2 separate regions of the Mus musculus genome follow, and region 1 is linked to region 2. Evidence: chromatin loops called from intact Hi-C (ENCODE). Cell type or tissue: gastrocnemius. All regions are shown on one strand. Each heading gives the region's core, and the rest is flanking DNA. Links, peaks and the distances in the headings are about the cores only.

The links. A loop is a pair of places that touch in the nucleus more often than their neighbours do. Peaks named below come from ENCODE experiments on the same cell type or tissue, not always from the same donor. Only the 100,000 strongest peaks of a DNase experiment are listed, where the experiment ranks them.
Region 1: a loop joins it to region 2, with 2.3 times the contacts of the local background. A loop is called at or near these places in 6 of 42 quality-filtered maps.

Annotation. Positions count from the first base shown.
Region 1 is chrX:36,975,605-36,991,896 of GRCm38, forward strand. It overlaps Septin6 (septin 6), which reads right to left and starts at 14,091. Exons shown (of 10, transcript NM_019942.5): 1 at 13,775-14,091. The coding sequence starts at 13,804. In gastrocnemius, for the core only: no CTCF peak of the experiment used is centred there; DNase peaks (open chromatin) are centred at 7,827, 8,120, 8,374 and 9,648; H3K4me3 peaks cover 403 bases; H3K27ac peaks cover 1,944 bases.
Region 2 is chrX:36,902,597-36,918,888 of GRCm38, forward strand. It overlaps Septin6 (septin 6), which reads right to left. Exons shown (of 10, transcript NM_019942.5): 10 at 8,676-10,658. The coding sequence ends at 10,649. It overlaps Gm15008 (predicted gene 15008), which reads left to right and starts at 8,238. Exons shown (of 4, transcript NR_045917.1): 1 at 8,238-8,293; 2 at 8,405-8,500; 3 at 8,959-9,012; 4 at 9,136-9,389. Nkrf (NF-kappaB repressing factor) reads right to left here and starts at 869. Exons shown (of 3, transcript NM_029891.3): 1 at 140-869. The coding sequence starts at 405. In gastrocnemius, for the core only: a CTCF peak has its summit at 9,042 (motif pointing left); DNase peaks (open chromatin) are centred at 8,390 and 9,023.

The DNA.
Region 1 (16,292 bases), core at 3,297-11,296, 72 kb after region 2:
TGGTAATGCTATATATTTAATTAATGTGTGAACATATATTCAATGAACATTCTAAAGTCCTTAGAAGGCAGTGAACCTTCTCTCTAGGACACTTTGGAGACCTACAAATGTGGCGCAGCAGAGAGGTTGAGCTTACAGGCTTGGGCAGGCAAGAGGGCTCAGAGGGTACAAGTGCCTGCTGCCAAGCCTGATGACTTTAGTTCAAAACCTGGGATTCGCACGGTAGGAGAATCAACTCCCACAAGTTGTCCTCTGATCTCCACACTCATGAGACACCAGTTCCCCCCACCCCCACTAAACAGACAGACGGACAGACAGACAGACAGACAGACAAATAACTCAATGTAAAAATGGTTTGAAAGTGCAGAATTTTTGAATCAGGCAGATCTGAGTCAGAGGCCAACTTTTGCAGCTCAAGCTTTAACAAGTTAAGTTCTCAGTGTCCCATTACAAAACCACGAGTAAGTAGTGAATGTGCAGACTCCACAGGACAATACTCCTCACACACAGAGCATATTGCCTGGCATGTGGAAAGCATTCAAACAGTAGCTGTCCTTATCACTGCACTGTGAGGTTATCTTTGGACCCTAAAAACTGGCCCACCATGCAGTAAAACACTTGTAGCTCCCTCTAGCTTGGAAGGAGCTTTCTCCAGCTTTCTACTGGTTCCCTTGACTTCACAGGGGTCAGCCAAGCCACTCCCAGCCCTGGAAAGCATAGGGCCTAAGCTTCTTATAGTTAATGGTTTTATAAAATGAGGAGAGTCTCAAACTCAGGCAGACTTCCAAGGGACCAAAAGGAAAGGATGAAATGGGCCTGCATGTACTCATAAACTATGCTTACTGCCAATGGTCACAGCCGAGGGTGGGGTGTCAGGAGAAGGGTGGAGAATGGAAGCTGGAGGCAGACGAGCTTCACAAGAATGATGGGCTATGGAAATAGGCAGAGATTCTGTGGGGTGAGGCTGCACGAAACTTTCCGTAACCACCAGGATGCCTAAAGCAACCCAAAAGGCCATGGTTTGTGCCAGGAGGGACCATACCAGCATCCCAGGCTGTGCCAGCAGGCAGCTCCTATGCTGACTGGACCTGCTGTTAGGCTAGGTGTCACACCAAAAGGGATGTGATGTGATGGTGGAGCAGCCACTCAACCTCTTCACCGTGTGTGTGTGTGTGTGTGTGTGTGTGTGTGTGTGTGTGTGTAAGGGGGGGGGGTGTCCCTGCTCCATCAGTGCCATTGGATCCTCCAAGAGCTTGTGCTGGTGACTACCATCTGGAACATTCATTCCCCTCTGACATCTTTCCATACAAACTCCCAACAGAGCACACTTGACAGACTGCCATATGCTATCACTGAGTTAGGTTGATGATGTCTTCCTTGTTCACCCAAAGACGAGGGATCCACATTACCTTATCCTATACCCACTTCACCCCCTTCCACTTCCCTTACCCTATTTCCCATCTTTTCTTTTTTGCTTAAAGCAAACAGTAAGCTGGAAGTTTACCACTGTTGGTTCTCAGCCTTTCTGCAAAGCACCGAAGAGACTTCAGAGCCAATATGCTCTCTCCAGGGAGCCTCCTACGTAGCAGGCCTCAAAATTGGGACAGATTCAGAGTTGAGGTTTCCTGAGCCATATTTTATCATCTCCTCCTGCCTCCAAATTCAGCGCTATGAAAGTTTAAGTGCTCCGAAGTCCAAGGAATTCTCAAACTAAAGATAGCAGGTAGTAGGAAGAGCGCCTTACCTTAAAAACTCACGCCACTGTGAAAGACTTACCAAATATAGGGCCTAGGATGCAGTTCTGTTGGGAGAATGCTTGTCTAACATGCATAAAGCCCTAGGTTCAATCCCCAACACCACATAACTGGGGCATGGTAATTACATGCTACTAAGCTCTATGGCTAAGCTATGCTCCCAATCTCGGCTCTCCCCTTTTGAGTCTCAAGTCAGGTTAGTTGACTTTAACCAGCATTTTTTCTCAAAATGTGTACATGTCTGTCACCTTGTCACTTCAACACCACTGGAGACATATCCTGCCCCTACTCTCTTGTTCTTTCATCCAGTCAAGTATTGTGTAGGTAGAAAGAGCTTTTCAATTCCTGCATGTGGGGTTCAGAAGGTTAACCTCTGTGGTTAAGAGGACTTAACTGTTCTTACAGAGGTTAAGTTCTTAGCACTCAACATGGTGGCTCACAACTATTCCTAATTCCAGTTCTAGGGAACTGTCACCTTCTTCCGGCCTCGGAGGGCACCAGGCATGCACATTGTATGTATCCATCCATACATGCAGGCAAAACACCCACCATATAAAACAAATCTAAAAATAAATATTTTTTAACTATTACATGGTTCATGGTACTCCCTACTCAAAACACCCCAAACTCCTCAAGCCCATTGTTGTGAAATAAAGTCTTTACTCTTCCTTTTGCTCTTTGGGGCTCTTTAAACTGCTGTGGGTGATAACAATAGGCATGTGATAGGTGATTGGTAAATCTTCATTTTGAGGAAGCGTCTTATGTAGCTCACTTGTCTCAGACTTAAGATATTGCAAAGAATGCTCTTACACTATCAGTCGTTCTGCCTCTACCTCACAGTACCCAGATGAGGCCTGTGCTATCACACCCAGCAGAAAGTATTAGACACCAGAAATTATATTTTCATTCCCCCAAGATGATTAACATGTCTATATATTTCCTGCCAGTCAGCACACCTTTCTTTAACAAAATAGGGATACTATAATCTGCTCCTTTCCACACTCTGACTTAATACCCTGACACTTAGTACAGATGTTTTCCTGAGTACTTAAGTATACTTCTAAATCATTTCCTTAGAACATTGTCTCTTAAAAGGCCTATATTATTTTTGAAGGTGTGCACTCGTATCATCTGAGTATAGGTATGTGCACATGAGTGCAGGTGCCTGTAAAGACAAGAGAAGGCATTGAGTCCCTTGGACCTGAAGCTACAGCAGTTGTGAGCCACCTGATATGGGTATTGAGAATCAACTGAAGATCCCCAGGAAGAGTGGTATGAGCTTTTAGCCACTGAGCCATCTCTCTAGACCCCAAATCGTTATGTTTATTGGCCATACAACAAACCCATGCAGGAATCTGCCACCTCTTCCTAACTGCTGAATATTTAGTATCTCCAAGTTTTCTACATAAACATAACAAACAAATAGTCTTCTTGCAGGGTTGCAAATGTTTCTATTTCCTAAAATTGAAGACTATTGGACCAAAGTGTTCACATATTCTTTTATATACATGCATTTATGTACATATGTATGTATGTATGTATATGTGTGTGTATGTGTATTGTGTATATTTATGGTGGCATGCATGCCACAGTGCATATGTAGACATCATAAAACAATCTACAAGAGTTCATTCTTTCCTTCTATGTGGACCTTGGGGGCCAAACTCAAGTTGTCAAGTCCGACAACAAAACAGGTGTCTTTACCCATTGAGCAATCTTGCCAGATCAAAAGGTTTACAGATTTTATACACAGATTCATCACTTAACATGGCCTAGAGGGCCATACCAATGTGTGTTTCCATCACTATTATGCGTGTGTGTCTGTGTATCCATGAAGTTTCATGGACTTGTATCTACTGTGAACTGACTCATTGGGAAATGGTATCACATTCTTTAATTTGAATTTTATTAGTGATAGTAAACATTAAAAATGTCAACTGTGTATGGGTATTGTGTATGTAAATTATCTAGTCATGATTTTGCTCACTTAAAAATATATATGTTTGCCTTTTCTCTTTGCTTTGTAAGAGTCTTACATGCATCGGGGAAAATAAGAATTGATTTCAAGATGCGATAGCTAAGAGAAGAAAGTCAATAAGTAGTTAGCAATGTGAGGTTTTAGGTGCAGAGAGCATTTAAAGCTGAGAAACAAATTTGGGGAGTGAGAGATATAAAATTGGATGTGCTCACTGGGAGGTAGTAAGAGTGAGGGAGATAAAGAATGAACATAGGAAACACCCATGAATAATGGGGAGATGAAGGGGGTTTTACCAAGAGGGAGAAATAATCAGACCAGTTTCCTGCCATCTGAAGCAAAAAAAAAAAAAAAAAAAAAAAAAAAAAAAAAAAAAAGAATTACAGCGAAGTAACTATAGATTTGCCTTTAGTGGCATCACACATGACTCGGAATCTCTATTTCTTTGGTGTCTTTTACTCAGTGTCCACTCTACCTAAATTAACTAGAGAACTTGAGACATAGGGCCTGGTTGATGTTGGTGTGTTGTTGTTGTTGTTGTTGTTTTCATTTTTGCTTTTTACTGGGTTGAAGGAGCCAAGACTTTGTCTCAATCTCTGTGGTTAAGAAAGCATCCAAACATATTTGTACAGTTCTTGATTTAGAAAAGTCTGTCTAGAGAGCACCTGTCTTGCTCTAATGAATCTTACATCAAGATCATAATTGTTCAGAGTGAAAATGTATGCATGCAAATTATGGACAGACTACTGGGCTAAGGGTACACTGATCCCAGGATAGCCCCAGGAAGTGTCTTTTCTTCTCTCTTACAGCACCTCTGATGCCTTATCTCCTTAGTCCTTCTTAAGGTGGTATAATTAATTGAGATCCTAATTACTCTGATTGCAGTTAATTGAATGTTCACCTGACTACAAGGTGCAGAAGAGGAGATGCGACTAGAAGCCTGGCCCAGCACATCTGACACCGAAACTTTACCTAGCTATCTTGAGTAGCAAGTGGTGCCATGTTCATGGCAGCAAATTAACAAAATTGTGAATCTACCATAACCCTGAACCACCCTTACAATCTGTTCTGTGGAACGTCACGCAGCTGTACAAAGATTCATGTACAAGGAAATATATTAAAGCCTTGATGATAGTAAATGAAAAGCTAGGAATTCCTTAAATGGTAGACAACTGAAAAATAAATTATGAACATGAATATTTTAGAACAGTTCTACCACTATAATGCAGCAGGACCATATGTAATGATATGAATACCCCCAAGACATAGAATAAAACAGAAAACAGAAATTGTAGAAAGACATGCATAATTAGTACATGTATGTACAAAATGCCTGGTATATATGCACATGCACATAAATCTATGCCAATACCTAGGACAGATGCATGAAAAGACACCAAACCAAAAGACACCGGCAGTTACGTCAGAGAACAGGAAATGGAAACAGAGGCCTAATTAGAGGTGTCATCGGGTTTTGTAGTGTTCAATTCTTTTATGACACAGAAGAACTAACTCACATTGTTACCGGTATAATTGACAGATATATATATTTTAATAAGATAAGGAAAGTTCTTGCTCATTCAGCTTGGCAGCCCAGGTGATTAGTTAGGTTGTAGCCCAAGAGTGGCTAAAGGAAGGCAAAATGAAAGGTGCTCTTGGGAACCGAGAGAGCCCCCCACTTCCCTCCGCCCAACTCCATTTCCTGTTTGCTTGTCATCTGCAGTCACCTGCGGTTTTGAAACACGTTATAACCACATTTGTATCAAAGGCAGAAACACTGCTCTTCTCTTCTGCCTCCTCCCGAGGACACACGGATTTCAGATTTTAATTGAATATTACATATGGTACATAAAGAACAGCGAGGTATGGTGCGACCAGCTGTGTATCTTTCCCCCACTGCTTTTGGTTTGTTTGTTTGTGTTTTGGGGGAGCAAAGTGTCCCAGAAGCGCCCGATAAGCAAGTGCTGTCCTCCACTGACTTCTACCTGTCCTTGAACAGCCCTAACAGACAAAGCACATTGCTGAGTGAGGCCTCTGGGAACTCAGGGTCTGCCTGTGTTGATAGAGAACTACCTGTCTCTGTTCAAACTCAAGGTATCTAAGTTAGCCCTAGTCATCCTGAAGGAATGGGGCAGGGGGAGCATTTGGACCTAAGACTCTACTTTCCCTTGACTTTCTCCTCTGGTCTTTTGCACTCAAACATTAGCAAGGGAGACAAATGCTTAAACATGGTTCTTGGTAGCAGCCTCATTGACTGCTTAGTGGTGGGCCCAATCCTTCACCTCTTTCCCTGCTCCACCATCATTCTGGAACAGAGAAACTGTAAATCTCCTAGACTTTTGAAACCAATCCATCCACCCAATGACATTGGATGGACTATTAAGCAAGTAATGAAAACAGTTTTCTAAGAGTGCAAAATGGCATGAAATACTTGCCCAAAGCTGTTATGTAAAGCAAAGGAAAAACAACAACAACAACAACCTTGTACACCCAACCCAGTGAAGAGAGAAAACTAGTGTTAACAGGTTACTTTGGGGGTAGCCATTCTGTTTTCCAATTTTTCTAAAATGGGCATACTTTAGTTTTATAATCTGGAAAAATGTTTTGTTTTGAATAAAGACTGATGGTACATTCCTAGGCAGGAAAGTGGCTTTGCTATTTTAGGAAAAAAATCCTCAACTTCAACCAGAAAATGCTGTACACACTGTTGTACACACACAGATAATCAGCATGTTTGGTTAAGTACAGCCTATAGCATCTGGGCAATTTTATTATATGTAAGACATTTGTTTTACCAACAATACAATAAATTCTTCTCTTCCTTTATTGTGAATTATTGTCACATTTAGTATATAATTCACTATTAAACAGTACAATATAATTATAGTCCTGTAAACCATAAGACAAATCTTATGCCCTGAAACATGTCAAAAGTCCTGATAAAACCCCATCTACAGCCGTCAATGTTGTGAAAGGAATGAGAAGTACTATACTATCAGCCTTGAGAGACCAATAAGATCCAAAAATTTAAAACAAAAAGGTAAAAACCAATGTACCCCACATATCAAATGCCAGGAGTTTTCATGGGCTGATCAAGTTGGGGTAAGAGAAAACAATAGATATAAAATCTTTGGCTAGGAGAGAAATTTAGGGACCATTCTAAGGAGAAACAAGGTTTTCCAAAGCTTCAGTGGGGAAGCAGTTTAGGGGACCTCAAGGAACCACAAAGGAGAAACCATCTTTACTAAACAAGGGTGAAGGTCGGTCTTTAGCAAAGCCTACAGATGCAACTGATTTTAATACCAAAGATAAACTCCAAAGTGGCTTCTTGTTTGTAAGAAGATTCACAGCAAGGACTCCATTAACTAGCCAGCTCTCCTAGTGCAGTCAAAGTTACATTCCACAGACAAACATTCAGTTGTCATGTATCTTTATAAAATTTCGATAGCTATATATATACATACCTATCCAGACAGGCAATGTTCAAATGGTTGTTTCTAGTTCACTTACAGAGACCCTGCTGAGCTAAAAGCATAAGTTCTTTCTCCAAAACTCTCTCCTCATCCAGCTCAAAGCTGAAGGAGGGAAGGGGTAGGGCTCGGTTCTGCTACCTCAGGCAGAAGCAGAAGCTGGCAGGATGCTAACAGAACTGAATCTGGAGAAAAAGGAAACAAGGACTTGAGAGCTGAAGACTCCCTTAAAGATCACCTAACCCAAGGGCTCTTTTTGCAAAGGGGGAAATGGAGACTCAGAGTGTGCGTGTGGGGGGAGTGACTTGTCCCGAGTCATCCAGTGATGATTTAGTGGCAGTGAGTGGTGCTAGCATCAGGCAGACTGTTCTTTCAGATGGAAAAGCTGACTTAAATACCAGATGTATTTCTTCCTGCTGTTAAAATTCCAGGCCAGCAGGCTCCTGGCTCCATGCAGGTAGGAGTGAGAAAGGACAAGGGAGACATGAACTGGGAGTTCGTGGGCTCACCCACGATAGCTCTGGCCAGCAGAAGACAACCAAGGGTACCCAGGTCTGTGCTCGGACTCTCGTCTCTCTCCCCTACTTTTCTCTCCTCTAGGTCTCTCCTGACTCCAGTCCGATCCTAGGCTTGGCCAGCTGCCCAGCTCTACTCAAGAGCACCAGAGCTAATGGGTCTATCTAACTCAACAAGCCATTGTCTATAAAATATCTCCACTTCAGGCTAGGGGTGACCCCTGTTCTGGGTGGGTCAACTTTCCCACAAAAGCCACACACATTTCCTTCAAGTAAGGCAGTTTGAACAGTTTTCTAGGTGTTCTGGCCATGTTACCTCTAATCTTTTTTTTTTTTTTAAGAAAAGGAAAGGAAAGAAAGACTTTACCCATAGGCCTCTGGGTGAATGCCCAACTGCCCTCTGGGGAGCCTGAATTTGCCTCTGCCTCCATCTGGTCTCGTTTAACGGGGATCTCAAAAAAAAAAAAAAACCCAGTTCTTGCCTCTGCGCCAGTGTTCAGAGCTGGGGGCCTCTGTGGTGAAGGAAACCAAACACCACCTCGCACCTCATCATGACTGTGAGAGCGGAGCTCTGCTCCTGTTACCCCAGGGCCCGCTTTAGCAGGGGGAACCGGAACCCAGAGGTTTGTCCCTGAGAAGGCCTGGAAATCTTTCCCTGGTCACAGGAATGACCCAACTCCAGAGCCAGCTGAGAGCCTGCTGCATAATTCAGCAGATGGCTGTCTCTAGTGGGAAGACAGTGGAGAAGAGGATAACGTTGTTTCTCACCCTCCGGAGCATGTGGCCTCCTTCCTCTGTGCAGGCAGCTGAGAAGCCCACGGTTTCAAATCCCCACAGCAGAAGCCGCCTCCTGCCAAACTGAGGAGGAAGGGTCTGTGTTTCTAATTTATTCTGTACCCCCTCCAGTTGTTACTTAAAATAATCCATCATTACATGGCTGGTGGCTCCAAGATTTTTATTTAAAGCAATATGGAGAGAGAAAAAGAAAAAAACCCACACAACCCGTGACTGTGCTATCTTGGATTTGAGCTGAAAAGCTTTTTTACCATCAGAGAGTCTCCATAGCTAACCAAGCTTGCTTTTCTCTGACCACTTTGGGGGGTGTTGGCAGATGCAAGGAAAAGAGGGGGAAATGGGGACATGGCAGAATTTTAATTTCTTAGAAACACCTTGGAAAGACTAGTGCTTTTAAACAGGGAATCTGTGTGCTCTGGTAGGTGTCTCCTTGTTTCATCCACTGACCAGCAATAAGGCTTTGGACTTAAGCCTCCTGCTTGCTGCAGGCATAAAATAAAGAGGCCAGGAATACCTGTCCAGGAAGTTGTTGGGGAAAATGAAGTCATACAGACGGAAGCATTTCAAGAAAGCTGAGCATCTTACATCTATGCATGCTATCCTTTTTCCTTCCCCATCCCCTTTTCTTCTCTCCAAGTGTCTTGAATATACTTTCAACACATCTGTGAATAAAGGTTTTCTCGCTTGTTCATGCTAATATGAAGCCATGGCACTGACAATCCAAAAGTCCCAGCAAGCCTGGAAGTCAGAACTATTGAATTTTGTATTAGTGCTTGTATTTTCCTCTAGCAGACTAACTTTGCAAATTAGTTTTGCTCAAGTTAAAGCAATGGTGCTCTTCCCTTACAGAAACAAGGTGTGGGGGGAGGGGACATACTGGTAACACAACCAGCAATTAATAGAAATTTTATATCAGACACTCCACAAAGTAAATGCTATGCATATGATTGCAGATCAAATTTTCGTTTTATTACACAGGCCTATTAGTGTAGTGTCATGAAGTTTTGTAAATAAATACACCACTACCACTCACAGTTCTTGGAGTTAAAATGTCAAGAGGAAACAGGGCTCGTTCCTGCCTCATTTGGCAGTTCTGCAAGGGGGCAGAGTTCCTTCTTGCCTTGGCCACCACTACACTTCCAGCACTTGGCATGGGATCTGCCAGAGTCTGTGCCCGATAAATAAATGGTGGAGAATGAATGAAAACAGCAGTGGATGAATTGACAAATGAACTGTTCCCAAGCAAGTGGCAGAAGTGTGATCTCACCCATCTTCACAGCTACCCTTTTCCTATCCAGAAGCCCTCAGGAGGCCTCTCCTATCATTTACAGCCTTCATCCATGGCTGAATTAGGTTCCCTGTAATGACTTCTCATGGCAGGCAGTAGCCCTTCTCTTTAGCACTTAGGATAATGATAACTAAATATGGATTTGTAAACACTTTGTTATTGTGCAAATGTGTGTGTGTACACACAGGCCCACAGGGGGGCGATTTGCATTCTATGGTATTTGTGCAGAGGTCAGAGGGTCGTTGATTCTGCATATTCTAGGGATCAAACTCAAATTTCAGACTTTCATGATAAGTGTTTTTTAACCACTGAGCCCTCTTATCAGCCCTACATAAAGATTTGTGTCTGCCTCCACCAACAATAAACTGGAAACTCCTTTGAAGAAAGAAGTCATACACAGAGGGTTAGTGCTGTAGTATTCCTCCAATCTCTCTCTCTCTCTCTCTCTCTCTCTCTCTCTCTCTTCTTCCCTCCTTCCCTCCCTTCAGAGTTTCTCTGTGTAGCCGTTGCTGTACTAAAACTTGCTTTGTAGAGCAGGCTGGCCTCAAATTCACAGAGATCTCTAAGGTGTGCACCACCACATCTGGCTCCTCTAACCTTTTTGGCAACCCTTAAAGGCACAGCAAAGTTGGGAAACTATGTTTGCCCATATTCCCTTGACTTGGATTCAACACCTTTTCACTATTTGGGGCCATGTAAACTTTCTTCAGCACTGTGTCCTTGGGTAGATCTATGGGGTTTAGTTTTTCCTTTTCCTTCTTTTTTTTTGGGGGTGGGATACAATTATTACTTTTAGTGATAAAGAATTAAGGAGGAGCTTCAAGAGGGAAACCATGAGTTAACTGCTGTCCAGAGCACCTGAGGCAGGGGTTCTAGGGGAACCATAGCTGACAGGTAAAAGTCTGTCTCAACTCAAACAAACAAACAGATGTATTAGATAATTATCACTAATTGTAAGACCAGAATGCAGAAGCAGTCTTCTTCTCAATGGCAGGTGGCAACTGGAGGCCAGCTGCTCCAGGACAACCCTGGCTTATGGCAACTCTTGCTGTCCTTGCAAGATGGCTCATTAGGGGCAGTGGCCTGATTGTAACTGGTAAAAGCAACACTGTTCTCATTGTGGGTACGATCTGTTCAAGCCTAGTGATTTCCAAAGCACAGTACTTACAGTCTGAACTAAAACTGCAACATTGAGCCAAGAGATAGAGCTTTTAGTTGACTGTACTGTGCCCTCCTAGGTCACCCTGAACGAGTCAGGCACGTAACCTCTCAAAATACAGAACAATGACAGTTCAAGTCACCTCATAGGTGGGACACACCCCAGGGAACTTTTTATTAGTTCTTTAATTACCTCAGTATCCACAATGTGTGTCTCCAACTAGGCTAGAACCTTGAAAGCCATGTATGCTACTTTTTTTTTGGTATGGTTGACAAGGGCTGGTTGTATAGTACTATTCACATCAGTCAAACAAGTACACTTTGCATAGGGCTCTCATGCAGAATCATTTCTGGAGTTCATTCAGATGAGATGCAACTGAATTACAAATTTCCAAAGGGCCAAATGTAGGCCCTGCCCAACAACTGCCGTGCCAGGTTTACCACTAACAATGTTTGATGGCAGTGACCCTCCAGGGAATCCGTGAAGACGCTGAAACACACATACCAAGACAGTCTCTCACCATGCCTCAGAATTTACTAAGAAGAACTTCTAAATTTGCCACACATAGCCTGGCTCGCTGGTCTTCTCTTCCCAAGCCCTAGACACATGCTCCTTTGAAGAAACCAGAAGCAACGAGCCACCCAAAGACTCTTGAGTTAATTCCAGCTTCCCCTGGTGAATTACAACTTTTTGCAGACACAAAGGAAAGCAGAGAGACAAATGACACATAAATAAGAGCTTCGCTGGCTTGAGGGAGGGAAGCATGGAGAGTGACGTCAGTTTTCCCAGAGACCCACTTATCATGATAACAAAGTCTCAAATGCTCGGTCTGCTCCAGAATTTGCCATACAATTATGTTTTTCAGTTTACAATGTGGTAAGGCCAGCCAGAGCAAAGTGGAGCCACCCCAAAGCAAAATCAAGGGACACCCCCAAACCACCCCCTTGCTGCCCTCCCCATCTGCAGAACAAAGGTGATCTCTGGATTGTTGGAGTTGTGCCTAAGGTGAAGCAACCTTCTGGAATCTTCTCCCTCACCATCATCAGCCTTGCAATCCTAATCCAGGCAAGGGAGACTGGTGAGGTGAGGGCAGGTCAATGCAAATTCATTAAAGCAAGAAAAAAAATCATTATAGTGTTGTGGGTTTTTTGTTTTTGTCACTAAGGATAGAGCAAGTATAAGCCAGGAGATGGATTCATCTTCTTAAAACTATAGCATCTTTAGAATGCAGATAAGAAAGTCACCCTGGTTGTCCTCAAAACACTAGAAGCAACAAATATCACAGCATCAATCTTGAGAAATCTCTCAAATTCCATCATTGTCAAGCAGCGTCTCACAACTGCCTCTACCTTCTACACCATGGCTGCATAAGGCTGGGCTGTACACGGGGTGGATTAGGTTTCGAATAAACCACCCCGTCCTTCCAAAGCCAGACAGGAAATGGAATAAACTTCTTTATCTGTAGAGAAAATGCTATCAGATTGGAGACTCAGATTTAGACAACAAATCAATTGCAATTACACCAACTCCCCAGAGGCTGCTCCCCACCCCCTCCTTTTGCACAGGAGTCTCATTGCACAGGCTGTTCATAAATGGGAGGTTACAGGGTTATCATTTTTCATCCAGCAGTATTTGGGGTAGTGGGCTATGCCTGGCTGCCTTCTACCTCATTCTGCTTCAGCTTATTGTGCTGATGCGCTGGTGGAATTGTCACCACTTTTCATCTTTGTAAGCAAACTTCAGACCTAAAACAAACAAACATGGAACCTCGGGTTCCTGGGTATGATTTCTCTGCACATCCCAGGCTGGAAAACTTTAGTTTTTTAAGATGATTTTTTTTTTCCTCCAGAGTTGATCGCTACCGAAAGAGAGAACACTGCTTCTGCAAGTCTCACACTGTTCTCGTTGGTCTCTACAGAAAGATGTTAGCGCCACAGGTTTTAGCATATAAACCCATGTACACTGAACCCAAGACCGACGCTCAGGGAACCGTCCAGGAACGTGCCAAAATACCCAACCAGCCACCTACAGGCTGGGATAAACTGCATCCCTCCCTCCCTTCCACAGATACACAAATGGGACCCCGTGGGACACAGCACAAGTGGACACAGCATTGGAACACAGGGACACACACCGTAGAGGTGAGCACACAGAAACAGGCCAACTCATTTAGGGTCACATAACCCTGCCACGGGGAAGGCAGGAGGGCGCGCATGCACATATATGCGCACACGCTGATACCCATACAGACGCAGTCACGTATATAATGCATATGGAGAAACCCTACTCCAGCTAGTCACCTCCCCGCCCCCCTCACCACACTCTGCCTTAGGTCCCGGGCTACCCCCCAGCTCCGCGCCCCTCTATCTGAGCAAGCTGGAGTCCCAGCAGGCAGCTGTGGCAGGGGCGCTCCCAAGCTAAGAGGACAGGGGCCCCGGAGGGCTCCAGACCCATGCTGCCATTCATTCGGCAACGCCCCAGCGGCGGGGCCGCAGCTGCAGCAAGGGAGGCGGAGGCGCTCACTGCAGCTCTCTCCGGCGATGCAAGTTCAGCTGCCCGCCAGTATGCTTCTCCAACCCTCCCGCCCCCCCACCCTCCCGCCAACACAGGTCTCCAGGACATGCTGCGGGGAGAGTAGACTGAGCCGCTGACCCCAGGAGCAAAAAGTCCCGCCTTGCCTCTTTGCTCCTGGATGCTACCCCATTGCCCTCCTCGTGGTAGTGGTGGTAGTCGAGCCGCAACCAAGTCTGCTCGGCCGTCCCCAGCCCCACACCCTCAACCCCTAGCCCGGGGACTGGTATCCAAGCCCTACACTCACCACCTGGCGAGCTATATCGGCCGCTGCCATCGCTCCTTGGTCCGCCAGGGCTGCTTCGGGTGCCTCCGCAACGGGAGCTGCTGCACAGGAAACAGAAGAGCTCCTCCGACAAAGAGAAAGTGTTACACTTCGGGCGCGACCAAGTCTGGTGGAGGGAGGTGCCAGGGAGGGGCCCCCTCACCGCTGCTCCAACCCCAACCTCTCCTCTATCACCCACCCCCTCAGAGTAGGTGTGGGGAGGGGACGGATTGGCCGCGCTGCCTTCCCCTAGGGCGAGCCCAGTTCCAGTTCTCTCTGCAACCCGAGTCTCGGCCTCTGTGAAGGGGGCGGGGGCTCCCCTCGGTGACCACGTCCTCCGCCCCCCCCCCTCCCTGCCGCTACTGGGCTCCGTGGTACGTCCCGACCTCTGCTGAATTGTCACACACACACACACACACACACACACACACACACACACACACACCCTGTTTTCCTTTACATCCCTGAGCCCCCAGACCTGAGGCTGGAAGGGTGTCCTGGCTCCTCCCCCTCCTACTCTTTGCTCCTAGGCTGAGATCTGCAGTCCGCTTTCTTTTCCCAGCCCCCATAACCTCTTGTGCTCCCAACTGAGAACCCTGGGTGCCTGGGTGGGAGCATTGGTCTCTGGAGTGTCAGTGCTTTCCCGTAGTCTACCCTAACTAATCCTGTTATCTCCTTGGGTTGGGGAGGGGCGGTGGCAGGACAGGGGTTGCAGCACCTGCAGCGCCACCACATTACAGCTTAGAAATGGAGCATTAACTGGGGAGCTGCAGTGCAGCCCCACAACTGAGCTGGGACTTGTGGAGGACATCGCTCCTGTCCTGAGGTGCAGTAGGAGCCCAGCTCTCCACTACTGTACCAAATAGAAACTGACGTCACTGGTCCCACTCTGGTCCCTCCTCTCAGTATGAACAGGGCGAACAGGGATGCAGAACATCCCACCTTTTAGGTTAGAAGCCAGAAGGGAGTCTAAGAATGGGAACTGAAGGTCTCTAGCTCTGTTGAGGCAGATGCAGATACAGGAGGGGTAATCATTCTGTCCAGTTCCAATCGTTCCTCAATACTTATTCATCCCAGGACCATATGGCTGACCTGGGACAGCTCATAACATCCAAAGGCTAGAAAGATGCCTGCCTGCTCTCCTTTTCCTCCCAGACAACTGCCATTGGTGGCCCTCTTCCTGGCATGCTTCCCACCTCCCTAGCCTTGGAGTCCACCCCTCTCCTCTTCTCTCTCTCTCTGTCTTGGGATTGGCTTTTTTGTTGGCTCCGTATGATTGATGAACTTGGTGAGATATGGTTTCTCAAAGGCCCAGGAGGCCCCCACTTCAGAACGATAGGATCTTAGGTCTCTCTCCTGAGGAGGGGACAGCAGAAAACAAGAAAGAACCAGGGAGAGGGATCTCACACAAAGACCAGGCCTAGAAAGTATAGGGAGAGCAGAAGCAGGGAACCAAAGTGTCTACAATAGAACTGCCCTGGTCCTGCACTGCACCCAGCAGTGAATGCTTCTCGTGTTCTCTCGGGGACTCTTCAAGTAACCTCTACATCCTGAGCACAAGGACTCTCTGAAACGTGTCCCCAGTGCTGAAAGCAGGATCCCATTAAGTGATCCCTGTTTCATCAATGTTCTAGATACTCAAGAGAGTGGGCTAAAAGAGAAGAGCCTGGAACAGTCAGAGGCCACAGGGTGGGTGACGGTATCAAGGAAGAGAAGCAGCTGTAATTTCTGAGACCCCCAGGACCACTTGGGGGAAGGCCTAGGCCCTGGACTGATGTAGTACAAACATATAAAGCCAAGACTAAAATTGAGGAACTGCTTTAAGGTTTGGGCCTCAACCGGATGGGGGTGGGGAAGCAGAGGCGCTGGCTGCTTCCAGGCTAGGCCTCCAGTAGGTAGCCTTTGAGTCTTCCCCTGACAAAGGCTGGCACATAGTAGATGACAAAGGGCCTGGGCCGAGCTCTGTTACTGGCATGGGATTTGGTTGAAAACAGACTTAAGAGCTGCTACAAGGAGGGTTGTGCTGGATGGAGGTTGTGGGGACCCTGTGAAGAGTCATGCCTGCCTCTAGCCCCTACATACACATCCCACATAAGACATCAGAGCACTGGGGACACTTCAGCACAGATACCTTGGTGCCCTACGGAAGTAGCACACTCAGCTGCCTGTCCCTAGAGGGGATGAGAACCTGAACAAGATCTTTGTACAATGCACGACCTCCCAGCCTGAGATAGAGTATGTAATTCAAATCCCCTGCAATGCCCTTGTTGCTTCCTTACCTGCTGTCTGCCATTACAAAGACCGTTCAGTTCTACAGGAGTTTTGGAACTGGTTTGAGTCCGTGCTTCTCAATCTTTTCAGTCTGGCTTATCTTCTCAGGCACAGGGGAGGCAGGAAGACTGAGAAGAGAGAAGAGATATCATAAATGGTCAATTGGTAAGTTTTGTTTCTTCTCTCCTCCTTTTGTGATAGGGAAAAAAAACTTTGGGAAATTAAACAC
Region 2 (16,292 bases), core at 4,582-12,581:
CTGACTCTCTCCTTGCCTTGGTCTGTCCATAACCCAAACTCCACCATCCGTCATCTGTTCTTCACCTCCATCACTCAGCCGACCCGCATCACCCATCTCCCACCCTGTCCCTAACTCAACCTCCCAACACCATCCTCACCTGCAGCCCAGGAAAACGTGGTTTGTCCAGGCGGCGGAGAGCGCGAGGAGCTGGTCCAGGGCAGCCCCGGGATAGCTGTGCAGGTGCCGGCAGATGAAGCTCCGCCGCAGAGCCCACTGCCAGTCACTTTCGTGGCTATAGCGCCACTGCTCCAGCACTGGCTCAGGCGGGGGCGGCGGGAGGGGCGGCAGCGGCGGCGGCGGGAGGGGGGGCAGCGGCGGCGGCGACAGGAAGTCGCCCCCCAGCAACAGACGTCCTCCAGCCATCTTCTCTGCTTCAGAGTGGGGACGGCCCCCGGGGACGATGCCTACCAACTGGCCGGGGGCAAGCGAGGCGGCTGGGGTTGGGGGGGGGCAACCTGTGTGTGAGGGACGCTCAGGGCTGAGACTGGGGGGGCTGGGGGTATGTGCCTGGGGGGGGCGGGGGCTACGCTTACAGAGAAACGGGGATGGGGGGTCAATGGTCGTTGTCGCCACGCCAGCCGCACGGCTCCAACTAATGTGGGGACGTGAGGGCTTCCTTATATATGGGGCACACTAGGCAGCGGACTTGGGCCCTGCCACACAGCACCTCTGCGGACCCTGGGACCCACACACTGAGAGAGTAGCGGCAAGAATAAAAAAAAAAAATAAAAAGAAGAAGAAAAGAAGGAGGAGAAGCACCAGCACGCTGCGCTCCCCGGCTCGGGTCTCTCACCCTACCTCCCCGCGTGCCACCCTGAGGTTGTGAGGCCACAGCGCATGAGCCGCAACCGGTCTCCAACTTCAAAGTCCCGCGCGAAATCTCGCGCGATGGGCATTTTTCCCTTCCTCTGACGTCACTCTTCATTGACGCACTCTGCTGACTGGCAGAAGGGCGGAGACTCCTGGTAGGGGACTCTCGGGGCTTCAGTGGGGTTCTAGAATTTGATGATTCCGTTAAGTCCCTGGAAGGTGCCCTCAGGTGATTAGTTGGCTGTGATGCCTGGCATTATGCTCTAGCTGTGTCCTTGGAAAGGGGTTTGGGTTTCAAGGGGATGTGGCATGTTTTTTTTCTGTTAGCTCTGAGATGCCTCTTCAGAGAATAGCTTGAAAAAAAAAAACAATGCGTCTTTCAGCATCAGCTTTGGAGTTGCTTGTGAAAGTGTGGTTGAAAAGGCGACATTTGCAAAGAAAATAACAGCAACACTTCTCTAGCTGACCCTCTTACATTTTTCTGATCATGGTTACAGACAATTCTGTATTGTCTGTCGAGTCAAAACACACACACACACACACACACACACACACACACACGGCACATGGTTTTGTTTTTCAACTGCAGCCCAGGCTACCTTCCAACTCACAGTACAACTAAGAGTGATCGTGAACGTCTGTCTTACTGCCTGAACCTTCCAAGTGTTGAGATTACAAAGCGTATCATCATGTATTTTTATTTCAGTTTACTAAAGACCCAAAAGACTAGTTAATAGCCGCTGGGCAGAATAATGGACAAATCATTATACAGATGGCAACCATGGTAATGAGAATGAACCCCGCATAGATTTAACACTTACACTAGCAGTATTACCCTCAACTTTAACGAAAAAGGGAGGCTAGCTTCGAACTTAGCCTGGCCTCTTGGATACTTGGAATACAGATTCTGATCTATGCTCAACTTGCGGATTGACAAGAATAACAAATGTAGCTTCTAATTTGTGTTTATGTGTGTCTGTGGGAGTAAGGGAGGACAGATGCTAGGAAAACAGGAAGGGATGCATGAGAGGGAGAGAATTACTTCACTGGAAAAATTGCCCTACAATTAAATCTCAATAACAGTATCTATGCTTTATTAAAAATACCAAAACTCATTATTGAATGGGTCCACACCTAATTATTACGAAAAGCTGTAAATTCTTAATTATGTTTTCTTGAGAACTGCTGTTCAAATTTCCTTCTAGGTGTATATCCACTGCTGATTAATGTTGTAGCGTATATTATATTCTGGTTTTGCACATTTCTACACATGTAACTATTTCCACTCAATGGTGTCATTTTAATTTAGGTCTTGACATCTTTCACAAGTTAGCACTGCGTCTTTTAAATCTTCTAATAAAAAATTGAGAAAGAAAAACGTTAAAACAACTGACTCTTATTCCCTTGATAAAATAACCACTCTATGAAAACAGGGGGTTCCTTTTTTTGCTCTTAATGCCTGCACTGGCTTTCATGGGCATGCCATAGGCTAGTCAGATTTATGGATGTCTTTCTCTTTGCACCATCCTAGTTTCTTAGAGTCTACATCATAAGGTGATTGTGTTTTAATAATTTGATCCATTTCAGGCTTCTATGGCTATGTCCCTTTCAAAATGCAGTTGCTGAAATTTAATGGCCAATGTGATAGCATTAGGAGGTAGGGTCTTAGTGCTGAAGAGATGGGTCAGTGGTTAAGAACACTTGTTCCTCTTACAGAGGAGGAGTTGTGTTCCTAACACCTACACGGTGCTTTACAACCATTCTTCTGACCTCTGTGGGTACTAGGTATGCATGTGTTGTACATACATACATGGAGGCAAAATACTAATGCTCACAAAATAAATCTTAAAAAGAGGGGAGTCTTAAGCTAGGTGTAGGGACACAAGTATAATCTCTGCATTTGGGAGCTAGTTGCTGCTACAAACTGACTGTAAATCCAGCCTGGGCTATGTGAGACCCCATCTTAAAAAATGAAAACACACACACACACACACACACACACACACACACACACACACACCAAGAACAGAAAAGGACATAGGATCTTTAAGAGTTAATTAGGCTACTCTCTCCTGACAGATTAAGATCTTTATAAAAACATATTTCACACAGCATTTCCCCCATATGAGGATACAATATTGCTCTCTTCTGGTAGATACAGCAACAAGAAACTATCTTGGGAGCAGAGAACATTCCTCCCCAGACAACCACTTCTACTAAAGTCTTGATCTTAGACTTCCCAGCCTCTAGAACTCTTAAGAAATAAATTTCAGTTCTCGAGCTATTCAGCCTCATTTATAGCAGCCCCAAAACCTATCATCACATGTTCTATGCTACCAACCCTCATCAAAGTCAATATTGCAGTTCGAAGACATCTTTCTTTAACTCTGAGAAAAAAGGAAAACTCCTTGCTCTTCACTCAGAACAAATCTTGATCAGATCTGCATTTAAGTTTAAGGCTCCCATATTAGCATTAATTCAGAAAAGCACTAATTCTGAAACCACATTATTCCTGTGGGCCAGTTACAGTTGTTTGCAACATCCATATTTACCATTTTTCCTCTTGCTATAAACTTAAAATATGCTTTGTTTTGAGAGATGATTATATTGCACACAATTATTCTTACTCAGGGAATTATGATTATACTGGGCAGAGTTTCCTATAGATTCCTGAATAACAGATATGCGATCCATTTCCTAAGTTGGCTTATATAGAAGGTTCATACAACCTTGAACCTGTAGAACATTGTGGCCTTAGCTTGGATGTTTAAGTCAGTGTGTGTCCCACAAATTTATTACTGAATTTCTGAATAAGCTTGAGTAGACATCTATCTTTCTTATGTGTTATTTTCAAAATATAAAATTGTTATAGCATCTTAGCACCTGTGATGATTAATTTTGCTTCTCCAACTATAATCATACAAGTAGCATTATATAGACTGAGCAGATTGTGTTTGTATATTTAGGAGAGAGAGAAAGAGAGAGGGAGAGAGAGAGAAAGAGAAGGGGAGGAAGAGGGAGAGGGAGAGAGAGAAAGGGGGTTCATAGCAGAGCATGCAAGGGAAAGTAGGAAATGATGTGATTATGTTTTAGTTTCAAAAATAATAAAAAAAATTGCCTAGGGCATTAAAACGACACAACTTTGAGTGTATTTGTAGGGATGTTTCCAGAGAGCAGTAGCCGGGGGAAAGGTAGGGGTCAGGAACAAGCAAGCAAACAAATTCTTAAAATCTGACTTTTGAAATACAACATGAGAAGCAGTGAAAGTGATCTAAGAGGCCATCTAGTGGGCTGTGGATGTAGCTCAGTGGTGGGGTGCCTGCCTAGCATGTACGAGGTCCTGGATTAAGCCCCCTGTATTCCCGGATATCCAAGAAAAGGAGTTTGTTTTTCCTGGAACAACCATAATGTTGTTATGTTTATGGTTCCCTTGATAGATTGTAAACCGTATCATCTCTAGATAAGAAAACAGAAGAACATTTTGTATGCTCTATAACCTCTCTCCAGGAGTCCATTTAATAAAATCCTACAGCCAACCTGTTTTAACCCATTCCCTTTTCACAAGGTACAGAATCACTCAGGAAGCAGCTGAGACACAGAAACAGAAACAGATTATCTGAATAAATATTGAAGTCCTGTGGAGGAAAGAGATTATAAACACAGCCCATTGCAGTTCTGAACCACTCCCCAAACCTGTTACCCTCCATCTTCTCACCCTTCATCATTCTCCAGCACAGCTTTCTGTCGCTCTCTTTAGACACACACACAACCCATTTGACTGCACCAGGCTTCCTTTCCTGACCGTCCTTGTAAAGGAGTCAGTAATGACAGGAGGGAACCTCAGAACCAAGAACCCAATTAAGCACTATTCCCATTAGCATATCAGAAATTAGATGTGTGCAAGTGTTGCATGCTTATTTTGATCATACCCACAACTCATTATAGTAACTCTCTTCCGCTCTTCCCCCTACAACTTCCTTCCTCTTCCTAACTAACCTGCTTTCAACTTTCATAGATTTTTTTAAAAAATTAATTTAATTTTATTTTTTGGTAATGCAATGAGTTAAGTTAGGGTAGTTTACAGTAGCGTGGGTCAACTTTTGTTTATGGGAGCACAGACATCTTGCCATCGGCTACAGCCCTGAAGAAAGTGTCTCTCTGGCAATCAGCCATAATCTGCATATAAATCCTGTAAGGGGCTTTTGTTTTGTTTTTTTCTTGAGTCAGAGTCTTACTCTGTAGCCTAGGCTGTCTTCAAACCTGCAGCAATCCTGCTGACTCAGTCTCACACAATTTTCTTTTATTTTTTTGAAAAAACTGTATGTATTAGTTTTTAGATTCCCATGAGTATATAGTGTGCAGTGAACATCCCTCTCCTTTGCCTTTGTCCTCCCTCCTCTCCCATCAGTCCACTTTGTTCTCCTAGATAATTATACTTCGCCTTTCACCCCACAGGGTTCTTGACCACAGTATTCCTTACCACAGAGGCACTTGAGGAATGTTTACTAATGGATCCAAAGCAATAATCTTGAACCTACAATTAGGCTAAAGCTGGCTAACCTGAGCACCAAAGTCATTAGGAGCAGTAATGAAGTAGAAAACATTGGTGTGTGTGTGTGTGTGTGTGTGTGTGTGTGTGTTTTGAAAATCCAAAGAGGAATATGAGAAGGGAGGGGGGAAATTCTCAAGGGAGGGGCAAAGGAAGGAAGAAAAAGAACAGGAAATGGAGTAAGTATGACTTGAAAGGCGAAGGAAGAGGACTTGAGGAGGAAAAGAACCAACAGGAGAAAAATGTGTGTGTGTGTGTGTGTGTGTGTGTGTGTGTGTGTGAAAGATGGTTACGGGTGGGGGACAAATAAGAACAAAGTAGAGGGGCTGGAGAGATGGCTCGGTGGTTAAAAGCACTGACTGCTCTTCCAGAGGTCCTGATTTCAATCCCCAGCATCCACATGGTGGCTCACAGCCATCTATAATGGGATATGATGCCCTCTTCTGGTGTGTCTGAGAACAGGTGCAGTGTACTCACATACATAAAATAAATAAATAAATCTTTTTTAAAAAAAGAAGTTTTACATATATGTATGCATGTATATGTATATATATATATATGTATATATATGATAACAAAGTGTAATGACTTGGATTCATGAAAATGTCGTAATGAAGCCCATTACTCCGTATGCTAAGTTTGAAAGTTAATAAAATAATTAAATCCCAAATTAACTGTCCCTGACATTTATTATATAAAGTCATAAATCCTCAGTGATGCTAGGTAGATAAAGGAGATGGAAGAAAAGCCTTGTGCTTCTTGTGCAGTCACTGTGCACTTCCTAGCAGCAGTGAACGGAGAGCTGAAATTGAAAGTTGTTTTGTCAGATCCATTCAGGCAAAAGCTATCAGCAGATGCTAAATCTGGGAGGGTTTTGACAAGGAGCAAGGTGTATTTGGGGACTTCTAGTTTCTCCACATAGGGTTTTAGTAGCAAGTTTGTTGATGGAAGAGGAAATGAACAAGCCTAGCAATTATGTAGTGGAGGAATGAAGTAGCGCCTTGACCCAAAATGAAATGAATTGCTGAGTTATTGTGCGCGCACGCGCGCGCGCGTGTGTGTGTGTGTGTGTGTGTGTGTGTGTGTGTGCCATGGTGCATTTATGAGAGTCAGAAGAGCACTCTGACTTGGTTTGCTCCTTGCTACCTTGTAAGATCTGAGACTCGAACTCAGGTTGTTAGGACTATGTACAAGCAGTTCTGATGGATGAGCTATCTTGACAGCCCACATCTTGGATCCTAAATCAAAAACAAAAAGCAGGACCTTAAAAAGATCAGTGTTGGGGGTGGAAAGATGGCACAGAGGTTAAGTAACGCATACCATTCTCTGAGAGAATCAGAGTTCAATTCCAAGCACACTTAAGCCTACTCTAACTCCAGTTCCAAGGGCTCAAACACCCTCTTCTGACCTCCATGGGCACTGTATACACACACACACACACACACACACACACACACACACACACAATTTTAAAATAAAATATTAGAAAAAATATGTCATAAAAAGAAAAGAAATTCTGTTCCCAATTAAAGATTTAGAAGACAAGGCAAAATGTATGACTTTAGACTAAATCCTACATTTAAGGGAAATTATGTAAAGAAAATTATTCGGTAGATGAAAGTGGTTTAATAATGAGATGAGTCAGTTACCAAAGTTGACAATTGTGGTTTGTACTGGCTAGTTTTGTGTCAACTTGACACAGCTGGAGTTATCACAGAGAAAGGAGCTTCAGTTGGGGAAATGCCTCCATGAGATTCAACTCTAAGGCATTTTTTCAATTAGTGATCAAGACACCTTGTGGGTGGGACCATGCCTGGGCTGGTAGTCTTGGTTCTATAAGAGAGCAGGCTGAGCAAGCCAGGGGAAGCAAGCCAGTAAAGAACATCACTCGTGGCCTCTGCATCAGCTCCTGCTTCCTCACCTGCTTGAGTTCCAGTCCTGACTTCCTTGGTGATGAACAGCAATGTGGAAGTGTAAGCTGAATAAACCCTTTCCTCCCCAACTTGCTTCTTGGTCATGATGTTTGTGCAGGAATAGAAACCCTAAGACATGGTTATAGAAGAGAATGTCCTTATTACCCATAATGTAAGTTAGTATAGAACATTACACAGTGGCCAAGGCTGCCCTTGAACTCCTGATCCTTTTGTCTCCATCTCCTCAGTGTTGTATTACAGGACTGTGCCACCACATCTGGTTCTATTTTGTGCAGAGGATTGAACCCAAGGCTGTAAGTGCCTGGCAAGAATTCTACCCACTGAACTACATCCCTTCCCTATTAGGGCAAGGACATTCTAAAGCCCATGCCAAGAAGGCAAGCAGTAATGCAAAATGGAGATGGTTCTCAGTGGGAGGTATCCAAACCCAAGCACCCCATTTAGTAAATGCACAGGGTTTTAAAAACGATTTATTTTAAATCATGTATATGTGTATCTGTCCGCGTGTGGGTATGTGCTTGTGAATTCTGCAGCTTCAGAGGCCAGAAGAGGGAGAGAGAATCAACGGAGCTGGAGGTGCAGGGGCAGTTGTGAAACCCCCCCCCCCAAGCCTGTGTGCTAGAAACCCCATCCTCTGCAAGAACAGCAAGTGGGTTTAACCTACAGAGCATCTCTTCAGTTCTATCCACGGATTTTTATTTTTATTTTGTTTTGTTTTTCGAGACAGGGTTTCTCTGTGTAGCCCTGGCTGTCCTGGAACTCACTCTGTAGACCAGGCTGGCCTAGAACTCAGAAATCCGCCTGCCTCTGCCTCCCGAGTGCTGGGATTAAAGGCGTGCACCATCACCGCCCGGCCCACGGATTTTTAAAGTATTTATTTAGCGAGTTTGTGCCCACATGACGCACTTGACTTAAACTCAGAGGACATCTTGCGTGAGTCCATCTCTGCTTCTACCACGTGAGTTCCAGGGATCAAACCCAGGCCACCAGGCTTGGCGGCAGGTACTTTTTCCTGCTGAGCCAGCTTGCTGACCCTAATGGCCCCATACTTTTTGTTTGTTGTTTTCAGTTAGCTCTGTGAAGGATTTGCTGGTATTCTTTTCTCAAGAAGCCCCACCCCCAACCCGCCGGGTTTACTGAGACAGGATCTGGATGTATAACCCAGGTTGGTATTGGACTTACTGTGTTTGGTTAGAGAAGACATCCTCTTCCCGATGCTTTCTGGATGCTGAGATTATAGGAATTTGACACCTGGTTTAAGATTTTATTGCTTTTACCACTGGAAACAGAACCCCAGTGCTTTGAACTCAGCATTTGACTTTCTTTTTTTCTTTCTTTTTCTTTTCTTTTTTCTTTTCTTTCTTTTTATTTATTTATTTATTTATTTATTTTTTGGTGTGTGTGGGGGCTGGGGGCTTGAGATGAAGTGCGTGTAGGGGTGAAGTGCTGGAGCACGTGTTGGGAGGTCAGAGAGCAACTTGCAAGGAATCAGTTCTCGCGTTCCCCCATGTGGGTCCTGGGGATCGAACTCAAATAGTTGGGCTTGGCGGTAGGCGACTTACTGTATTACCAGGCCGCCTGTGGTTTTCTTAACACAACACAACTTTCCCGCTATTCCAACAGATTATGGATCCTGTGTTTTCCAACACCTTCTCAGTATCAGTGTTCACCAACGTCGTAAGTATAGTCTCACTCTGCTGCCCCCTAGTGTGTGAGCTGCGTAGAGGTTGGTCAATTTTATTTGCTCTGGTATCCAAGCAGAGGCTTCTAGGTTTCCTTTCTTCATCATTTGGTCTTCAGGCAAATGAAGCTGAGGGAAGCAAGCCCCAATTCACTCACAAGCAGATTTCTGAAAACTGACCACTCTCCCTTTTACCTATTGCAATGCCCGGGAGGATTGGAGGCATCCCTGAGTGACCCAAGGCTTGGTATCTACAGAATGCCTTTCAACTAGTGAAATTGGGAAAATGTTCACAGCACAGGAGTAAATAAGAGCTGTTTTTGTTTTTGTTCTGTGGAATGCCATTTTCTGTCTTTACCCTCCTTCTACTGTCGAACACTAGTTCAACCAGTGCTAGTTAAAGGGAAAGCTGAGGACTTCCTGCTAATACCACCCAGTCCCATGGGAATGTCAGGGACAGGAGGAAGAAAGGCACGGGGAAGGGACATGCCAGTCCACTGAGGAAGACTTAGTAGGCTCCTGGCAGCTCTCTGAGCCTCCCAATTTATCCACTTGGGAGGTGGCCACCCATTCCTAAAGCAAATTGCCGTGACCCATGCCACCAACTGATGGGAGCAGATCATGGAGCCACTGAGCATTTCTTTGAATTTTATTGAAAATTGACATGGACATTAGAAAGATAATGAGCTAAACAGTGCTGGTTCCGGGATGTATCTTCTGGAGAATGGAAGCCCCGGAGGAGCAGTGACTGATCACACCTTTGAGCAAAAAGAACCACAGAGAAGAAAGGAAAAACAAACGGAGATTCTGGAAAACATGCAAAGAGGCTCTCTCAAGAGACGAGACAGCAGAATGTTGGTGTCTGTGGTGTGGACAGATAGGAATGAGCACATTCACATGGTATTCAGAGAGTAAGGAAAGCCAATGATTTCAAGGCAGATGTACCGCCATCAAAGCTCTCCTTCAAGATACCAAGTTGAATAGAAACCTCTTGCGAAACCTGCAAAGCCCCTTGGAAGTTTGTGTGGAGAAACTTTGTTCTCAACTAAGCTTAAGTTCCCCCCGCCCTCATGTCTTTCTCCAGCTGAATGGTAATTGTTCCATTTCTCCCCACCTTGCTGGGGTCTGCAGAAAGTCTGTGAATGCTGAAGGTGCAAATGCCACTCAACTTTCTCTTCCATATTCAAAATCAGCTTAATAGTGTCTGAAGACAGTCAACCCACTGAACCAGAGAATCGTTTTAAGAAAAACAACGTAACACTCAAAACCTGGTGAACAGCACTTCCACACCACAGCTGAGGTCTGCCACAGTCACTTAACAACACCTGGGTGAGTGGTCCTGTTGTTGTCTCTCTGAGGTTACATTTGGTCCATTTCCAGCTCTGATGATTCTTTTCCTGCCTTGTGAGTTTGGGACAAGACAATTCCATGTGAAACACCATGTAAGTCAGAAGAGAGCTTCTTGCCTGGACACAGGGACACATGTACACTTGTTGAGTGTGGTGTATATGTGCGCAGTTGCAGGGGAGGGGGATTGGTTGGTTTCTTGCTTGAGACAGTATGGAGCCCTAACTAACTCTTCTATAATGGCAGTCTTCTCCTTTAGACTTAGTACAGCTGCTGAAGACAAGGTTAAAAAAAGCTGGAGAGAGAGAGAAAGAGAGAGAAAACACGAAATTAGCCAAGGAGAAAGGACATTCAAAGTGACATGCAAGGGGGGTGGACAGTGGAAGGTAGTACAGATTAACTGCTGAGAAGACAGGAACAGGTCACGATGGGCCATCAGCACAGGAAATCTATAGAGAAGGTTTGAAGAACACCACACACACGTTTAATTGCATCTTGCTTTAATTTAAAAATAAGCACATATTAACAGCCAAACGTGAATGCCAAATGATTTTTAAAAAATCCAAACCAGGTGGAGAAAGCAGACTTCTTGGCTTAAGAGAAATGGGGTGTGTGTGTGTGTTTCAGGAAGCCATTCCATTCCAGTCTGGAAAAGCACAGACCATTTCTCTAATGAGTGTTTTTTGTTTTGCCAGAAGTAAACAGGGAACTTAGAGTAATTTTTTAAAAAAATAGTAACAATTGTACTAATTAAAGACTTTCAAGTGAAGACAGACAAAAGTTTGTCTCATTTACAGTGAGAACTTCTCAATGAAATTTAGCATCATCTTTTAATAGGTACCATTGCTTTTTATATCTACCTGAGTTCCCTGATTACACAGTGCACCAGTGAAATGTACACTGGCCTGGTCCTGGTTCAGACTTACAGGATCTGATTTTCTGTTTTGACTTACAGACTTACAGCTAACTGATCATCCAGCATCATGGCAGCTGGCCTGGAGCTTTCTCTTCACCTGTGCCTACCCACCCTATCCTATTTTTCTACATAAAAACCCTCAAGAGTCATCTAACACTGGTTTCTCTGAACATAAAAAAAAAAGAAAAAAATCTTGTCTCCAGAAAAAACCATAAATACTTGGGTTGCTTGGTGAAAAGGATTAGGAACCCAGAGACAGGAAATTGGAAATTTTGCTTGCCAAGGAATAGCGCTGGGACCTTGGATGAGTCCCTTCGTTTCTCTACGTGTCACTATCCTCCTATAGCATGGGGTGGGGTATATCAGCCATGCTGATCAAAAAGCTCCTCACTTTATATACAGTTTTTGCTTGCTTTTAGAGGGTTGTGTAGCTCAAATACTTGTGAAGTATTCTGAAATCCTCCAGGCTCAAGTAGGGAGTGTATATACAGATGCAAATGAAAGGCCTCGTTTAAAAATACAAGTACTTTTTAAGGAAGGTGGTACTTTCAGGCTGGCAGGCAGTCTGGGAAGGTGGATTAACCCCCCTAAGGCAGCTGGGTGTGGTGGTGTTTGCCTTTAATGCCAGTGCAAAATACCAGCAGGCAAATCTCTGTGAATTTCAGGCCAGCCTGGTCTGTTTTGTGATTTCAAGGCTAGCCAGGGCTACATAGTAAGAACTTGTTTTTTTAAAAACAAACAGAACTCCATGGGTACAAATAAGGGGCCTTTCTCTAGGAGACCCAGACAGCCTTCACTCAGTAGCCTGGCTCTCCTGATTACTGAGTGTATCTGAGATACTTGGAGATTTTGCTTTAGGGCTTTCTGTTCCCGAGGTGGCTGGCTTCATTTTGTTTCGCCTCTAGGCATAGGGTTTCCTGCAATTCTCCACTTCCAGTTGGTTTTTCTGAAGGACTAGCTCAGGCTTTCACTTTGTCACCTGGTCCTTGCCTCTGGCCATTGGCCAGTACAGATCAAAACCGCCTTCTCTCTTTGCCAACAAGAAAAGAGAAAGTGCGCACATTGTCTTGCTTGCTTTAACAAGTTCTGCTTTGGGCTTAGTCTTAGGTTCAAGTTATTAACTATGATTGTAGACAATGGCCCCTGCCCTTTTGTAACAGTTCAGAAGGCCTGCAAATTTATTTATTGCATTTTTTTAGAGGTAGTGATCATACAGCCACCTTTATAACAAGATAAAAGAAGTCAGGGTCCATGCCAGTGGGACTGGGAGGCAGAAGCAAGTTGCAGAACTCAAAAACAAAAACAAAAACAAAATGCTTGAAGTACCAGAGCAGGGGTGGAGGGCCCAGCTGTCTGGCACCATATTTTTTAAAAAAAGTTGTCAGTTAAAATAAGAACCTTCGCTTAAAAGGCTAAGTGGAGTCCAGTCCAGCTGTAGCGGGCCATACTATTCAATACACAGCCATGGGTTACTGCAAAGGAAGGGCAGAGAGACGCCATATTAGCCACAGATCATTGCCAGGTCGCCTCTAGCTGTTGCTCTGTCACTAGCCAAACGCCAAAAGCCATACTCTGCCTCCTGGCCCTGACGGTGGAAGGCTCTGTACTTCAAAGGGTTTCCAAAAGCCACAATCAGGCGGGACCCATTATAAAACTTAAAACTACCATATTTTTAAAAATATCAAATCCTTAGACCAAAGTAAATGACCTTTCAAGTGACAATGCCTCTTTTCTTCCCTCTTTCAAGTGTCACTTGTGCAAATGCAGGTTCACCCTACCATTACATTCATCAGGGAGACTAGAACACTAGACAACCCCACGCCTGGATTCTTTGATCAGCTACTTGGATTATTATTATTCTTGCTATTCCACTTCATTGGGATGGCAAGAATTGACCAATGGCATGCTGAAACCCCCAAGGAGAATTTTAGAAGCCTATGAATCAAGACTCTAGGCTGGTGATAACATTCCAGTTTATTTTCCCTTCTGTATCTGTGGGGGTCCCTAGAATTAGAGAGGGGGAATATACACTATCTGTTCCAGCAATTGTGTTTTGTATAGGAAGGGCTTGGTGTGAATAAATGTGTGGCTGACTTTTAACACAGCTTGTGTAAACTGACTCCGAATAAAGGAAATCAAGAAAGGGCTTGGCTAAGATGGGAGAAGAAACAGGCATCGCTGGCAATTCTTTTAGAACCTATTATAAGGGGCTATGGCTCTTGGCATTAGAGGAGTGGGAGAACAATCCCAGTGACTAGGATGCAGGAGTATAAGGGGACAGTTCTGACCCCTGACTGGTGGATGGAAATTCTTCAAGAAAACAAGTATCGGTTGAATTCTAATGGGGAAGCTGGTACACAAAAGTGACAAACAGTGACCTGTAAACATGTGTGAGTCTGGCAGAGATGGATTGAGGATGTGAGAGAGCATATGGTGGAGGGTACTAGGAGAGGGACTGAGGTATGGAATGTATCTCCAAGCCACGAGATTGCTGGCTTCTTGGTCAGGAACCAGACATCATCATTTGACTCTCAGGCTTCTATAAACATTTGAAGGAAGAAAAAGGGAAGGCATGGGGTGTATGCCCTCTAAGCATGTTAAGGGGGGAAATAAAGAGAGGGAAGCCCAGCTCTGTTGCACAGGAAAGGGCGCGTCTACAGGAAGCCCAAACTGAAAATGAAAAGAGAAGGGGGGTTAATGAATGGACGGATGAACGTACCAAAAAAGTCAGAAGGAAATTAAGTCATAACTAATAGATATAGTAGAATAGCTATGTTAGATGGTCTTAAAGTCTTGTGCACTGGCTCCTGGGAAAATGCTTTCTAACATGGATGGCAGTAGTATTATTAAATACTATTAAATAGTAGTGGTATTAAAAAGCAAAATAAAGATCAAAACCTACACAGTTTTAAAAATCTGTTCTTGACAAACAACCTGCCAACACCACACACACACACACACACACACACACACACACACACACACACGCATCCAGCTAACCTTGTCTATGAATACCAAGTCTCTAGTCACCTTAGGCCACCAAATACAGCAGCAGGCTCACTGCCCCCTTGACCTACAGGAAAAGAAGTGGAGGTTTCAACTTTGGCAGTCTTTAGAGCAAGTTTAGCTGGCTAACTTCTACCCCTAAGCCAATACCTGCTTGTCAAGTGTGTGATGGGGTTGGGTTTCAACCAGTGACCAGTAAACCTGAACTATAGAAACCCATCACTGGCTTGTGTTCATGTAGCATTTTGACCTGTCTCCTGGGATTTCTTTCCTATGATATAAGTAAAGTCAAGTCATATTGATCCTTATGTCACATATGAAGAGACTGACATGCCTGTGGTTGTAAAGAAAGTAGTATCATTACATCCAGGATAAGAGATACCTACTCAAGACATTTCTATCACTTGGGAGAGTCTTGTTTCAGAGAACTTCTTGGTTATGTATCTAAATCCTTGTTTACGACCTGAAGAAGGTTTTTTTTTTTTTTTTAAATGGCTTAGCTATGATATGTGCTCTAAAGACTCATGCATTGAAGTCTTCCTTGCCAACTAAGGAGTTTTGAGGAAGTAACTAGCATCTGAGGGCCCTGATTTTGAGAGAGGAAACCTGAGAAGGATTCATATGAAGGCATTACTGGAAGGTGGGCCTATTGGAAGAAGACGGTCACCAGAGCAAGCCCTGCAATCTTGCCCCAGCCTGATTTCTGGCTTGACATGCAGTGAACAGCTCTGCTCCAGTATACACCTCCACCAGGATGTTCTGGCAGGACCTTTGCCACATTAATGAGGCCAAGTGACCATGAACAGAACTAAACTTTCCTTCCTTAAGTTGATTCTCTCAGCTATTTTCAGAAAAATGGACTCAACAGCCATCCTATTAAATGAGAGCTATTTGGTGGGGGTGGAGTTAGAAGAACATGCATATCTGAGAACATGCAATCAGTTTTACACAATGAATACACCCACTCTCCTCCATATGTAAGTAAGCCTCACTCAGCCTGCATTCCAGATGGCTTTTCTGATCAACTACCCCAAGTGAAGGTTGGGAAGGAGGGCACATAACCTTTGTGGCTTTCAGAATCTTGGCAGCTAAGGCTCTCTCAGACCAACTGATCCAGAACTGCTTTTGCAATCTACTACAGAGAAGCTTGCCAAGAAAAGCTAACGGACTTGGGGTTGAAATTGGCTGCTCCAGCTGTTTATCACTTATCTCTTACTTATAAGGCATGGCTTTAATTATAATTTACAGGGTTCATTTTAGGGATGGCTACTAATAAAGATATACTCAAGAAAATCTGAATGAAATTGTGTCAATCAGTGTGCAACAAAATCGGAATGTGCCAAAATTGAATTCACCAGAATACACCTGTCTTGCTCTCATTAAAAATGGTGGAACAAAGAAACTCCACATGATCTGAGCTCCTGTTATGTCTCAGACCATAGCTAGGCACTTGGACTATGGTGGGGAGCAGAGACTTCAGAGATTTAGTCTTCCTAAATAGAAAGCTGCTCTTTGATGCCAGTGCCCTAGTAGGGGCTCCAGGGTTTGCTTTAGAACCAGGCAGTAAATCATTTAATTGTTCTTTTAGGATGCATTTGTTTGGCTTCGTTTCCTGGGCTTTCTGTTTCAGAAGCTTGGATGGACTTCCTTGCCAGGATTTGCTTGGAAGGAGGATGCCTTTGCCAGCTGCCTGAAGTCTCTACTGCAACAGTTGTAGCCTTTGGTTTTGTGACTAATACCAGGCTCTCTATATAAACCACTGTATGGCCTACCGAGGGGGCATCATCTCAATGCTTTAGTCCCCAACCCAAACAAACAAACAAACAAACAAACAAACTAAGGCAATTCATGAGTACATCCGACACCAACTAGATATTTTGTATTAGCAAATTATTGTTGATTTTGTAGCTGCGACAATGGTGACTGTTTTTGAGCATCATTATCTCTTAGAACTATGTACTATGTATATTACACATGAATTGATACTGTTTTCACCTTACAATAATC